Linked DNA regions of Homo sapiens: region 1 is linked to region 2. The links are chromatin contacts, found by Hi-C or POLR2A ChIA-PET in ENCODE. All regions are on one chromosome and are shown on one strand. The core of a region is the stretch at or near the end of the contact, and the rest is flanking DNA. Distances in the headings are between cores, read along the strand shown.

Region 1 (7,313 bases), core at 1,617-4,116, 140 kb after region 2:
GGGGTTTTTGAATGAAATGTGTTATAGACATCAATAGAATGTGCAACCTTTGAAGCACACTGTGGGTGACTTAGAAAGGAAACCAAATCCAATGATGGAAATTTACTCAGGTTTAGAAGGAACATATTTATAGACAAATATTTAACATAGAGGTAAGGAAAATAAAACCATGGAGGGATTTCAGAAGATAAATTGTTACTCTAGGAAGTGTCAGCTTGTTTTGTTTTTTAAAAATATTCCAAACTATTTTCCTTTTTTTTTTTCCTGAGACAGGGTCTCATTCTGTCACCCAGGCTGGAGTGCAGTGGCTCAATCTCGGCTCACTGCAACCTCCACCTCCCAGGTTCAAGTGACTTTCCTGCCTCAGCCTCCCAAGTAGCTGGAATTACAGGCGTGTGCCACCACGTCCCACTCTTTTTTTGTATTTTTAGTAGACACAGGGTTTCACCATGTTGGCTAGTCTGGTCTTGAACTCCTCCTGACCTCAAATGATCCACCCGCCTTGGCCTCCCAAAGTGTTGGGATTACAGGCGTGAGCCACCGTGCCCAGCCTCCAAATTATTTTCTTTATAAAGAAAATTACTGAAACTTGAACATATTCTTATTTGATCAGATCATTCTAACTTATGATCTTAGGACAAATTCAATTCTCCTATCTTGTCTCAAATTTTTGCTAATATATATTTTAATACTCTAAAGGCATAAATTATCTCCATATAAATTGTAATGTGAGGATAAGGCTTTCAGAGACTGTAAATAGGTTGAAATGCAACAAAAGGTACACATTTAAATTTTTACATATGCCTCTTTTAAAAAATTATCCTGTTTAACAAGTCAAAACAACTTTTTGACTGTTACCTAGTCTGATTATTAATGTTTTATTGCTTTTAATTTCTTTCCAATGATTTTCAGGGATTTTTTGGTGGTGGTGGTTATTGTTTTGAGAATGGATCTTGCTGTGCCACCCAGGCTGGAATGCAGTGATGTGGTCATAGCTCATTGCAGTCTTGAACTCCTGGGCTCAAATGATCCTCCTGCCTCAGCCTCCTGAGTACCTAGGACTACAGGTGAGCTCCACCAGGCCTAGCTTTTAAAATTTTATAGAGATGAAGTCTCGCTGTGTTGCTCAGGCTGGTCCCAAACTCCTGAGCTCAAGCAATCCTTCTGCCTCGGCTTCCCAAAGTGCTGGGATTACAAGTGTGAGCCACTGTGCCTAGCCTGATTTTCATTTTGAAATTTGATTTACTTGAATGATTCTGTGAAAAGCCCAAGTGTATTACATTAGTCAACATCTTTTCCCAGCTGAGCGTGGGGGCTTACCAGTCTGGGCAGCATAGCGAGATCTTGTCTCTACAAAAAAATTAAAAATTAGCCAGGCATGGTGGTGTGCACCTTTAGTCCCAACTACTTGGGAGGCTGAGGCAGGAGGATTGCTAGAGCCCAGGAGTTTGAGGCTGCAGTGAGCCGTGGTTGCGCCACTGCACTCCAGCATGGGCAACAGAGCAAGGCACTGTCTCAAAAAAAAAACCAAAACATTGGCCGGGTGCTGTGGCTCACGCCTGTAATCCCAGCACTTGGGGAGGCCGAGGCCAGCGGATCACGAGGTCAGGAGATCGAGACCATCCTGGTTAACACGGTGAAACCCCATCTCTACTAAAAATACAAAAAATTAGCCGGGCGTGGTAGCGGGCACCTGTAGTCCCAGCTACTCGGGAGGCTGAGGCAGGAGAATGGCGTGAACCTGGGAGGCAGAGCTTGCAGTGAGCCGAGATCGCGCCACTGCACTCCAGCCTGGGCGACAGAGCGAGACTCTGTCTCAAAACAAAACAAAACAAAACAAAACGAACAAAACATTTTTTCCCCTAGCCTGCTTGTACAATAAATCTACACAATCTAGAACATCATTTATTTTAAATTCTCTAATTAACAGCTTGATTCAGTCATTTCACAATGTATACACATATCAAAACACCATGTTGTATACCATAAATATATACTTTTGTTAATTGAAAAAATAAAAGTAAGAAACTTAAACAAAAAAATAGCCCAGCCAGGCGTGATGGCTCACATCTGTAATCCCAGGGCTTTGAGAGGCCAAGGTGGGCAGATCACTTGAGGCTAGGAGTTCGAGACCAGCCTGGCCAACATGGTGAAACCCCATCTCTACTAAAAATACAAAGATTAGCAGAGCATGGTGGTGCATGCCTGTAATCCCAGCTACTTGGGAGGCTGAAGCAGGAGGATCGCCTGGACTTGGGAGGCGGAGGTTGCAGTGAGAGGAGATCACGCCACTGCATTCCAGCCTGGGCAAGAATGAGACTCCATCTCAAAAACAAATAGATAAATAACAATAGCTCTTTCCATTATAGTGTTATTTTCTGGTATCATCTGTAAACCCAGTATTGAAGTGAAAGTGTTGGATTAATTTGAGAAGGAAAAGATGTACTTATCAAACACCTTATATTAAATTATTATCTATTATATTATTATTGTATTTGTTGAATACCACATATACATATTTAGTCCTCACAACCCTAATGGGACGTGTTATTCCCATTGTGTAGCTGAGGAAACTGACACTCTTCAAAGTTCAGCTTGTCTGTGGTTACCAGCTGTAATGGGGCCCCCAGTCATGGGGTGATTCTGTTTGCTCACACTCTTTCCACACCCTATCCCCGAAATGAAACAACTTGGAACTGTCTCCATTTTTATTATACTGTTCAATAAAAATTTGGGGGTTGCTTTGGCAGATAATCATATGCAAGCTCTATTTTCCAAATATCTCAACTTATTTTTCTGCTCTCTCGAATTCCTCCCTCCCCTCCCCCATTCCATTTCCTTGTGACCACATCTGCTTCTTGGAGAGACTTGCAGGATCTGACACATCCTCTTGGTTTCCTAAGTCTTATGACTAGCCAATGCCTGAAATAATGAACTCCTCCAAGGCAAGAAATCTGTTTTGAAGCTTCTCTGCGTAAGTATTAACACTTAATCTATTATTCGATGCATTTCATTTCCCTTTGTAGGTATCGGTTTTCTGAGCCTGCAGCCTTAGGCTAGTACCTTTTTTTTTTTTTTTAAGTTAGTTTCTGTTTTTTATTTGAGCTCTGTTAGAATCTTTAGATCTATCCAGTGGCTATAGTTTACTCTGTGCTGCGCCTTTCTGCTTTCTCTCTGCAAAAATTATGGCTTTTTAGCTATATTTCCCCAAACAGAGGTGAGGTACTGCTCTTATACAAATACTTGAAGTTATAAATCCCACCTGCATTAAAAGGAAAGTGAAGATTTATGACAATGCCTTCCCATTCTTCTCTTTCAACCCCAAAACCTCCACCATTTTTGAAACAAGGCAAGTTCTTTAGGGCTGGAGGTCTTCAATGGTATACACCATGAGGTAAAGATCAGCTTTAAAATAAATACGTACCTCCAAGGGAAGAAAATTGAACAGGCCATTCATTACTTTTCCTTCAGAAAGCTAAGGTACAACAGGAATAAACTTAACTTGTGAAGGTTTTATGAAAGGATTGCCACCTCCTGCCTTGATGAAAAGATTAACCTGATTTGGTGAAATATGCTGCTATTTGCAGGCAGGTGCTGGCCTGATTCACCAACTCTGTGTTAATTTGAGCCTGCAGAGGTACCTTTGATCAGCTCTCAGAGCCTCAGCAGTGGCTCAGGAAACATCAAAACGCTGTAGAGCAGGCTCTAATCTCAGCCTTCCTGTTTCTATGCTTGCTCACTAGGTTCACACACAGCAGCCTGGTTTCCTGGAAGGGCATTTTCCACATTGTGCGTTATGGATGATCATCCCAGGCATCAGGTGTGAAGCCCTGCATCCACATCCAGGGGCTATCAAATCTCTCTGCAAAAGGAGAAGCTGGACTCAGGCACGTTTACAGTGATGTGTATGCAGGTATATGTAAATTAATGCCTGCGTCTAATGCTGGAAGTAACAACAATTCAGTTCCGGGGAACTCTGTTGTCGTAATGCAGCTGCTAAGTGCAACATATTCTGTCCATGAAGTTGACACCTGGATAACAGGTTTGGGTGATAGTAACTGAGGCTTTGGCAGTGGATTGAGAACTCTGAGCTAGAAACATAATGGCAGTACCCTTTACTAAGCCAGGGTGGTAGGTCAGATAGCATGGGTATTTTTTCGAAAAGTTGAGCTCTTACCCTTTTTTTTTTTTGAGACAAGGTTTCACTTGTCCAGGCTGGACAATCATAGTTCACAGCAGCCTCACCATCCCAGGCTCAAGTGATCCTCCCACCTCAGCCTCCTGAGTAGCTGGGACTACAGGTGCACACCACCACACTTGGCTAATTTAAAAAAAAAAAAATGTACAGGCTGGGCGCAGTGGCTCACGCTTGTTATCCCAGCACTTTGGGAGGCCAAGGCATGGGGATCACCTGAGGTCGGGAGTTCAAGACCAGCCTGACCAACATAGAGAAACCCCATCTCTACTAAAAATACAAAATCAGCCAGGTGTGGTGGTGCGTGCCTGTGATCTCAGCTACTCGGGAGACTGAGGCAGGAGAATTGCTTGAACCCGGAAGGCAGAGGTTGCAGTGAGCCGATATCGCATCATGCACTCCAGCCTGGGCAACAAAAGCGAAACTCCGTCTCAAAAAAAAAATTTTTGTACAGACAGGGTCTCTCTATGTTGCCGGGGCTAGTCTCAAACTCCTGGGCTCAAGTGATCCTCCCGCCTCAGCCTCCCAAAGTGCTGGGATTATAGGCATGAGCCATTGCCCTTGGCCTCTCATCCTTTTTACTCTCAATGACAGGTTCATACTTGCCCTTGGGCTTTATTTCCCTTTCCAGGCACATTTCCCTTAACTCTGCTCCAGAGTCTTACACTCCCATGTTTGGAATTTTAAAAAATTGATGCATTTTTTACATTGCATTGGGAGATATTTTAGAACCACTGGGGAGCTGGGCGCGGTGACTGACATCTGTAATTCCAGCACTCTAGGAGGCTGATGCTGGTGGATTACTTGAGGTCAGGAGTTCAAGACCAGCCTGGCCAACATAGCGAAACCCTGTCTCTACTAAAAATACAAAAATTAGCCAGGCATGGTATCGCATGCCTGTAGTTCCAGCTACGCATCAGTAGGAGGCTGAGGAATGAGAATCACTTGTACCTGGGAGGCGGAGGTTGCAGCGAGCTGAATTTGTGCCATGGCACTCCAGCCTGCACAACAGTGAGACTTTGTCTCAAAAAAAAAACACTAAGGAAACAGGGGAAAGAGAATTGAACTTCTGTAGCTGCTCAAGTCATTTGGCATCTCTAAATCTGGGCTTCTTCATCTCTCGTTATATAAAAAAACAGATACCTAAATTTCAAGGTTGTTGAGGATTAAATGAGGTAACAATGTAGAACCTCTTTAGAGTTTTAGAGCAAAGCTGATTGACCTACAAATCCATGTTATTGTTGGATCTTAGATGAGCAAATCTACCTGGCTCAGGTTCTGACTCCGGTTTCCACTTGCCGCCTGGGAGGTGACTGTCCCCAAGTCCGCCTCTGAGGTGGTCCTGCTGGGTCCTGGCCTCGCCTATTTCCCACACCTCTCGTCTGCCTTTCTCCAGTTTCTTACAACAGCAGCAGTAAAGTTCCCTTCCCCCGATCCTTAATGCTGTCTTTACTTCTCTCCTATGATGTTATACAAGGAAGTAGTGTGAGGGCTTCAGGCGGGGGCTGTAGGCTGGAGATAGTGGTGGCTGTTGTAGTGCTGATGAGGTCATCATCATCCCTGAAACCAAGCTGCGTGATTTTTTTTTTTACCACTGGCATCATTCCTATAATGCAGAAAACAACACCAGGTCTTTTTTTTTTTTTTTTTTTTTTGAGACCGAGTCTCTCCCTGTCACCCAGGCTGGAGTGCAATGGCGCAATCTCGGCTCACTGCAACCTCCACCTCCTGGGTTCAAGTGATTCTCCTGCCTCAGCCTCCCGAGTAGCTGGGATTACAGGCGTGTGCCACCACGCCCAGCTAATGTTTTGTATCTTTAGTAGAGACGGGGTTTCACCATGTTGGCCAGGCTGGTCTCAAACTCCTGACCTTGTGATCCACCCGCCTCGGCCTCCCAAAGTGCTGGGATTACAGGCGTGAGCCACCGCACCTGGCCCAACACCGGTTCTTTATTACTAAAGGGCTAACCACTCAGAGCCTCCAATTTGCTTTCTCCTTCTCCCTCTGGGCTCACGTAAGTAGAACACTCTGAAGAAGCCTCAATCTGCTTTTTGTGATTTCGATATGCAGTAACCCAAGCTGCCCCCGATACAGAAGGAAGAGAACTGAGCTTAGCTCCAGAAGACCTAACTATGACACTAGGCCAGCATAATACTAGCTGGGTGGCTAGGAGTAAACTAACTTCTTTGAGCTAGTTTTCTTGTCAGTAAAGCATAGAGTTGGATTAGATGATATCTTTAGCCTCTGAAATCTCTAACTTTCTAAGGACATAAATAATACATATAGATCTAGTAACAGTGTAGGCTATTTGAAATCAGTGAAAGTTCCATAAGATACCTCTCATCCTAAGCCTAGGTGAAAGGTTTGCCATAGAAGAAAATGCAAATAAAAAGTTCAGTAGAGGGCATCTCAGAATGATGAAATGATTGGTTTCTTTGGGCAAAACCATCAATAGGGTGATTTGAAACTTTCGGGATGACATTTCTGTCCAGAGAAAAGGACAGTCAGCCAGGCACGGTGGCTTGGCTCATGCCTGCAATCCCAGTACTTTGGGAGGCCAAGACCGATGGATCACTTGATGCTAGGAGTTTGAGACCAGCCTTGCCAACATGATGAAACCCCATCTCTACTAAACATACAAAAATTAGCCAAGCATGGTGGCCTATGCCTGGTGGCCTATGCTTGTAATACCAGCTATTCGGGAGGCCGAGGCAGAAGAATCGCTTGAACCTGGGAGGTAGAGGTTACAGTAAGCTGAGATCGCACCACTGCACTCCAGCCTGGGAGACAGAGTGAGACTCCATCCCAAAAAAAGAAAAAGAAAATAACAGTCTGGTCTAAGGGTTTGTTTTAGTCGAAGTAATAGGAATTGATGTGAAGAGGAAGCATCCCCTGATGCCAGGGCAGATGGTGGAGAGCAGAACACCAGGGTGGTACAGGGCAGAAGAGGGAGGGTGAACAGAAAGGGGTGGAGGAGACAGAGGCAGGAAGAGAGGGGGCATCATGGCCTGGTGGGTGGAGCCAGGCCAGCCCTGCTAAGACCAAGGGTGATGTTCTTCATCGGAAGAAGAAGGTGAGAAGACCTCAGGGAGCCTCAAGGACCTCCAAGGATGGAAAA
Region 2 (6,672 bases), core at 2,326-4,825:
ATTTGAAATATTACAAGAATTACCAAAATGTAACACAGAGACAGGAAGTGAATACACGCTGTTGGAAAAATGGAACAGATAGACTTGCTCAATGCAGGGTTGCCACAAACCTTCAATTTGTAAAAAGTGCAATACCTGTGAAACACAATAAAGCAAGGTACAGTAAAATGAGATATGCCAGTAATTATAGCTGACATTTATCAAGTGCTTACCAATAATATCCTTGCTTAAGCACAGCTTAATACCATAAAGAAGTGCAAATATTTCTCTCTCTCTCTTTTTTTTTTTTTTTTTTGAGACTGAGTCTCACTCTGTGGCCCAGGCTGGAGTGCAGTGGTGCCATCTTGGCTCACTGCAACCTCTGCCTCCCTGGTTTAAGCAATTCTCCTGCCTCAGCCTCCCAAGTAGCTGGGATTATAGGCATCCGCCACCACACCTGGCTAATTTTATTATTTTTAGTAGAGACGGGGTTTCCCCATGTTGGCCAGGCTTGTCTTGAACTCCTGACCTCAGGTGATCCACCCCCCTTGGCCTCCCAAAGTGCTGGGATTACAGGCGTGAGCCACCGTGCCCAGCCAAGAAGTGCAACTATATCTTTCAAAATTATACTCTTTTATTTCACATGGAAATATCCTTCCTTTCCCCTCCTCTTTGTTTTAATTTATTTACTTTTTATTCTTAGAGACTGGGTTTTGCTCTGTTGCCTAGGCTGGAGTGCATTGGCACAGTCGTAGCTCACTATAACCTTGAACTCCTGGGCTCACTCAGTTGATTCTCCCACTAGGACTACAGGCACACACCATCACACCAGACTAAGTTTTTTTTAAATTTTTGTAGAGATGGGGTCTCACTATGTTACCTAGGGTGGTCTTGAATTCCTGGCCTCAAGTGATCCTCCTGCCTCGGCCTCCCAAAGTGCTGGGATTACAGGCATGAGCCACCATGCCCGGCCCCCTCCTCTTTGTTTTAATGAGACACTTACATTGTAGACATTCCCCCCTACTCCCAGATTATAATACTAACCTAACAGGTCCGGAGAACTGTCATATATTGCTTACTCACTTTCTTGCCCGCATTCCTGAAAGGAAGACAAAATTGCAGCTTCCCCTTTGTGTGTGTCTGTTTCCTATCACCTCTACTACCCCTCTGCATCACTCAGATGTACTATAACATGGTCAATGACCTTGGTCATTTGATTTTCATTAACACTCTTTTGCTTCCCTTTTGGAGTAGGGGAGGCTTTCATTTTATATCCATCTTTTGGGTATGCAGATGTAGGCAGAGATTGTTCTTTTCTTTTTCCAGAAAAATATAAATCCCAGGGCAATGTATCATTGATTCCGGTTTTCACTTAAATACCTACCAGGGTCAAGAGAGATGAGCTGTCATCTTTGTTTTGTCCTGTGTGCAAAAATCCCAACTTACAGGAAATGACGTTGTATCAGAAAACTTCCTAGGAAGTACAGTGACTGATGTGAGCTCAGCAGTGGTCCCACCTTGCTCCAGGGAGATGTCACGCTCTGTGAGAGCAAAACCAGGAGAGAGACTCTGCCACCCCAGCTCCAGGCCAGCCACGGCCCCCCCGGGGCTCCATCTGAAAAGACAGCAGCATCAGTCTCCCACCTCTTAATTCTCATTTCTAGAGCAAAATATCATTTTGTGTCAGCTTGTGGTTTTACCTCTAATTAAGAGCACTCCTATTTTCTTTCACCACTCTCAGTATGTTTGTATTTGTTGTTAAATAGCGTCAGAAAATACTTGTAGAGAGTAGTCTAAAGGAAAAGTATGTGGCATGGCGGGACAATCAAGGTTTTAAATAAATATCAATGATCAGTTTTGCTTCCACGTTTTGAACGTATAGAGAAGAGTGCTTTTACAGTTTTATACCGGATCAGCCATGAATCTGATCTTTACTGTTCACTATGATGCTGCATGAAGATTGCATCCAGTTGTTTTGTAAGCTTTTCTATTGAAGTCTTAGCTCTCTGACTTTAAGTGTCTGGGGACAGGGTTACTGTCTGTAGGGTACAGGGCTACTGTCTGTAGGGGACAGAGCTGGGTTTGCCACTGCCACCTCCAGCCTCTTGAAAGTTGTTAGCTTCCTTCAGCACAGCTGAAAGGGTGTTGGAGTGTTCTCAGTCCCAACAGATGTAAGCAGAGGGCATCTACTCTTGGTAGGAAGGGTCACATTAGGTCAGCTGATGGCCAGATGCTGAACTCTGGGTTGGGTTGCACCCAATCAGGAACTACCCCCACCCCCAGTACACTGATGTTCCATACCAGACACTCCCTTTGCACTCAGGTCCAATTTCAGCATCCTTTAAGTTGCTGCTTTGGGACTCCAGAGTAATTACCCCCACACTTTAAACAAAATCCATTTCAGAACCTGCTTCCTCCCTGAAATCTCTATGCTGAAACTATGCAATCTTCCTGCAGTTATTCTAAAGCATTAAATAATAAACAATAATATTTCAATATGTATATTCTGCAATAGTATGCACACACGTTGGTGAATATTTAGAGCTAAGTGTTGGTCCAGAGTCAAAGCAGTGAGAAATAGAACAGGTATGAAAATTGAACTTAAGACTAAAAAAGAAAATCAATGTCCTTCTGAAATTATGTTCCTCCTTCCGCGTCGTTAGGCTTTCTCTGATCTCTAGAGCATGCCAAAAGTTCAGGCACAAATAAACCATAAAAAGAGAAGTCTAGAAAAATTCTCCTTTAAAAGAGATGTATTAAATCTAAGATCTTTCACACAGTTATATTTTAAAAGAACACAGTGAGCAAGGACGATAAGTTAAAAGATAGTAACAGAGTTTTGCTTTTTTTTTTTTTAAATAAAATTGATTAAAACACTCTTGGCTGCCCTTCCTTATCCAGCCTACGATCCCATGCCATTAGTTGCTTGTTTTTTGTTGTTGATGTTGTTTTTTAATAGTGAAGGCTTGAAAATGAACTTTTGGTGTTAAAGGCCAGAATAATGGTTACCTTTGTGGGAAATTGATAAGAGGTGGCCTGAGGAAGCCCCCTGGGTGTTTGATCTGGGTGGTGGCTATAGGGGGTTGTGCACATGTGTGTGTGTTTGTAAAAATTTATTGACCTGAACACATAGGACTTGGCACATTACTGAATGTAAGTTACACCTCAATAAAAAAGAACTTAAAAATGAGGGAAGGTTTGAACTACACTAGTTTAAAAAGAGGTGGAAATTGTGTTTCTAGTTACCTTCATGCAATGCCCTGAGCTGCCTGACAGCTCACACGTGTGTTCCGTGAACACAACTGTGGACCGAAATGCTACACTGCACTTTGCAGGTGCATTGAATCACCCATGAATCTGAGGGGTGTCTGGCCACCAGCAGTAACCTCAGTTTGAAGGGGATTGTTAGTTCCCATGCATTTAAGCCACTTCAAAATTATTCAGTGAAAAACAATGACTAACTTTGAGGCCATTGCTTAATACATATAATGTATGACATTTTTCAGGAAATGATTCTCTAATACTGGGATCTAAATGAATTGAAATTTGAGGCACACTTGGAGAAATTTCCCAGACACCACACAATCAAGATAGTGGAGTGCAATAGTCAGTCACTTGGCCTGGGGCCATGTCAGATGAGGACCTGGCCTCATCTTGGCTTGTTACCAGCTTGCTGAATCACTTTCAAGTCTCAATCATCTGAATGCTCTCAACCTCAATTTTCTTATTTATGAGACAAGAAGATCTCAAGTCTAGAATTATGAGGCTATAGAATTTTGAGTTTTATAAACTGTTTGAATGGATGTATTGGGCAGTTATCTCTCCCCATGGGAGAGGCGATGTTTTAAAACATAAGATACATAGATGGCAAAAAAAAAAAAAAAAAAAATCCAAACAGTATAAAATGATATAAAATGAAGTCTTCCTCTCCATCAACTTCCAGCCCTTTTCTTTAAATATAATTAGAGTCTGTAATTATTTATCCTTCAAGAATTGTTTATACAAATATCAGCATATATGTGTATAGTCTTGAAAACATTTATGCAAATGATATATTAAATACTGACTAAATTTTGCTGTTTTTCTCACTTCATAATATATCTTAGAAGTCTTTATGTGAAATGTGTAAATTTATTTCATTCTTTTTAACAGCAACACATTATTTCATTGTATGCCACAATTTATTTAATCAGTCTCCTACTAATGGATGTTTTGATTATTTCCAGAATTTTTTCTGTTTTTTTTATTTTTTGAGATGGAGTCTCGCTCTGTCATCCAGGCTGGAGTGCGGTGGCTCCATCTCGGCTCACTACAACCTCTGCCTCCCAGGTTCAAGTGATTCTCCTGCCTCAGCCTCCTGAGTAGCTGGGACTACAGGCGCCCACCACCACATCCGGCTAATTTTTTTTGTATTTTTAGTAGAGATGGGGTTTCACCATGTTGGCCAGGCTGGTTTTGAACTCCTGACCTCAAGTGATCCGCCCACCTTGACCTCCCCAAGTGCTAGGATTACAGGCTTGAGCATGGTGCCCGGCCCAGAATTTTTTCATTACAATTAAAGTTCTAATGAACATCTCTGTATGCATTTAATTAATACTTTTGCAAATGTATCCCATAAGGTAAATTCCCAGTAGTAGAATTACTGGGTCAAATGATGTGTGTTTTAAATTTTGGAAGACTGTAAAATTACCCTTCCAAAATGTTTGCCAATTTATCCTGCCACTGACCATGTAGCAGGGCGCCTCTTCTCTGTCCCTCCTTTCCAACACTGAGCATTATCCATTTTTTAACATTTTTTGTAGCTTATAAATAAAAATGTGGCAAGTGACAGATTTTAAGATCAGAATTGAATGATGTAAGATTGATTATTTCTTGTATTTGGCCTACCAAAGAGGCTCTTTCATTTTTAACTGGTTTGTTTTGCATTTGTCAGCTGTCAATTTAGTATATGATAACGTTGGAAGTTTAACAATTAACTAGATTTGGTTGTGCAACTAAAGAATATCAAGACTCACCTGACATTTGCATTGTGTTTTAGTACCTTATTTTGTTTCAGAAAATGTGCCCCCTAGTGGGCACATCTTCTGTAATTTTTTTTTTTTTTTTTTTTTTTGAGACGGAGTCTTGCTCTTCTTGCCCAGGCTGGAGTGCAATGGCGCAATCTCAGCTCACTGCAACCTCCGCCTCCTGGGTTCAAGCGATTCTCCTGCCTCAGCCTCCTGAGTAGCTGGGATTACAGGCGTGCACCACCACGTCCAGCTAATTTTTATATTTTTAGTAGAGAAGGGGTTTCACCATGTTGGTCAGGCTGGTCTCAAACTCGTGACCTCGTGATCCGCCCGCCTCAGCCTCCCAAAGTGCTGGGATTACAGGTGTGAGCCACCGTGTCCAGCCCTTCTGTAATTTAACTGATAGAGTTGAGAGCAGAACACACACGTCAATGGCTGCATTGTGTCCTGTGATATGGCAGCTCCTAGAACGACTCAGAAGAATAGATTATACTTTACAAAGCATGCACAGTTTTCTCAGGTTAGCTCATTGTAGATTTTCCTCACTGATCCAGTAGGATTCACCCTAACAGCTACTGCTAGTCCTTCAAGAAGGGCAGAGTACATACCCTACCTTGATATTGCTTCAGGCTGAATATTGTTGAATATCAACCATATTCTATTTGCATCTGACTTCCTAGATTTCCCTGGGAATAGTTGGTGAAAATGTGCATATTTACAGAAAGGAAAAATGACCCTCAGTAACAATAAGTGATGAATTCAAAGTCAGTAGGTTGGAACACACCTGAAACACAATTTCAGACTTTCCAATCTTTGATGCTTAAAAAATGATCACACACAACTAACTTTCACTATTCCCGCAAGAAAATACTAATAATTTCTAAAAATTTTTACAACTTTCTTTTGAACCACAAAAATAAGCATTGATCTGTCATGAACACATTTCTAGAGTCTGCTGATAAACACTGTCATTAAGCCCTCTAAAAAGTACCTGTGGGTATATTTGCCATAGACGTGGTTTTTAAAACAATCACAATGAAACCGAGAAAAGGAAAAATAAAGGAAGAAGTTAGAGAACGACAGATGGAGAGGCTGGAGAGGAAGACTAGAAACGAACAAAAGGGAAGTGATGAGTCAGGCTGAAGAATACAGGGTCAGCCAGGGGCCAACAGGGGAGGGTAGAATTATTTTCAAATTTGTGTTGGTCCTGCCTAATTTATTTCACCAGTTACACAAGGTCATAGGTGTCCATTTGAAAGGCTCTCTTAGGACACCTACTAGTATTATTAGATGTGTAAAATAGAATTCATGTTACTAACGAGACATTTAGAGAACATTTACAATACATGCTAAAAATATGGAAGGGAAAATTTGCTTCAGGAAATATAGAGTGGATGTAATTTTCTCTATTCCTCCCATTAGGTACAACGTTAAACCCTGGACATAATATGTGAACACACATAAGAAAACTCTGAAAAGTGGAAAGAAAACAGTAAATCTGTTAAGAACCTTGAGACTCAAGTAACAAAAAAATGAGTTGCTTGGCTTTGCTTTTTGCCATGTATAGCTAATACTTGGAGCTGAAGAAGTCAACAACCCAGAAGTGATGGCGAGTACAGGCAAAAATATTAGGCTGTTGCAAAAATAATTGCCGTTTTTGCCATTGAAAGTGATGGCAAGAACC

The links. A loop is a pair of places that touch in the nucleus more often than their neighbours do. ChIA-PET counts read pairs that join two places held with the same protein, here RNA polymerase II (POLR2A). Pooled maps may share reads with other maps.
Region 1: POLR2A ChIA-PET joins it to region 2 with 10 read pairs in activated CD4-positive, alpha-beta T cell. The contact joins the promoter of GAPLINC here to the enhancer-like site in region 2. A Hi-C loop is called at or near these places in 7 of 168 maps with a recorded cell type or tissue (B cell, CD4-positive, alpha-beta T cell, CD8-positive, alpha-beta T cell and 2 more), 8 of 37 single-sample maps with no recorded cell type and 13 of 50 pooled maps. POLR2A ChIA-PET finds 5 or more read pairs at or near these places in 11 of 52 experiments (CD4-positive, alpha-beta T cell, H1, K562 and 8 more).

The regions. Positions count from the first base shown.
Region 1 is chr18:3,463,384-3,470,696 of GRCh38, forward strand. It overlaps GAPLINC (gastric adenocarcinoma associated, positive CD44 regulator, long intergenic non-coding RNA), which reads left to right and starts at 2,867. Exons shown (of 3, transcript NR_110429.1): 1 at 2,867-2,974; 2 at 3,744-3,913. The region is part of intron 2 of LOC105371965 (a long non-coding RNA gene); the gene reads right to left. RefSeq lists enhancers at 3,370-4,057, 5,755-6,545.
Region 2 is chr18:3,318,041-3,324,712 of GRCh38, forward strand. No RefSeq gene overlaps it. Among named protein-coding and RNA genes, the nearest start is that of LINC01895, 29 kb to the right of the region's middle. Within about 2 kb of position 3,576, at least 3 of the 41 ENCODE cell types and tissues checked have a DNase peak (open chromatin) inside an H3K27ac peak, as active enhancers do; they include OCI-LY7 and PC-9, where a contact is called at or near this core.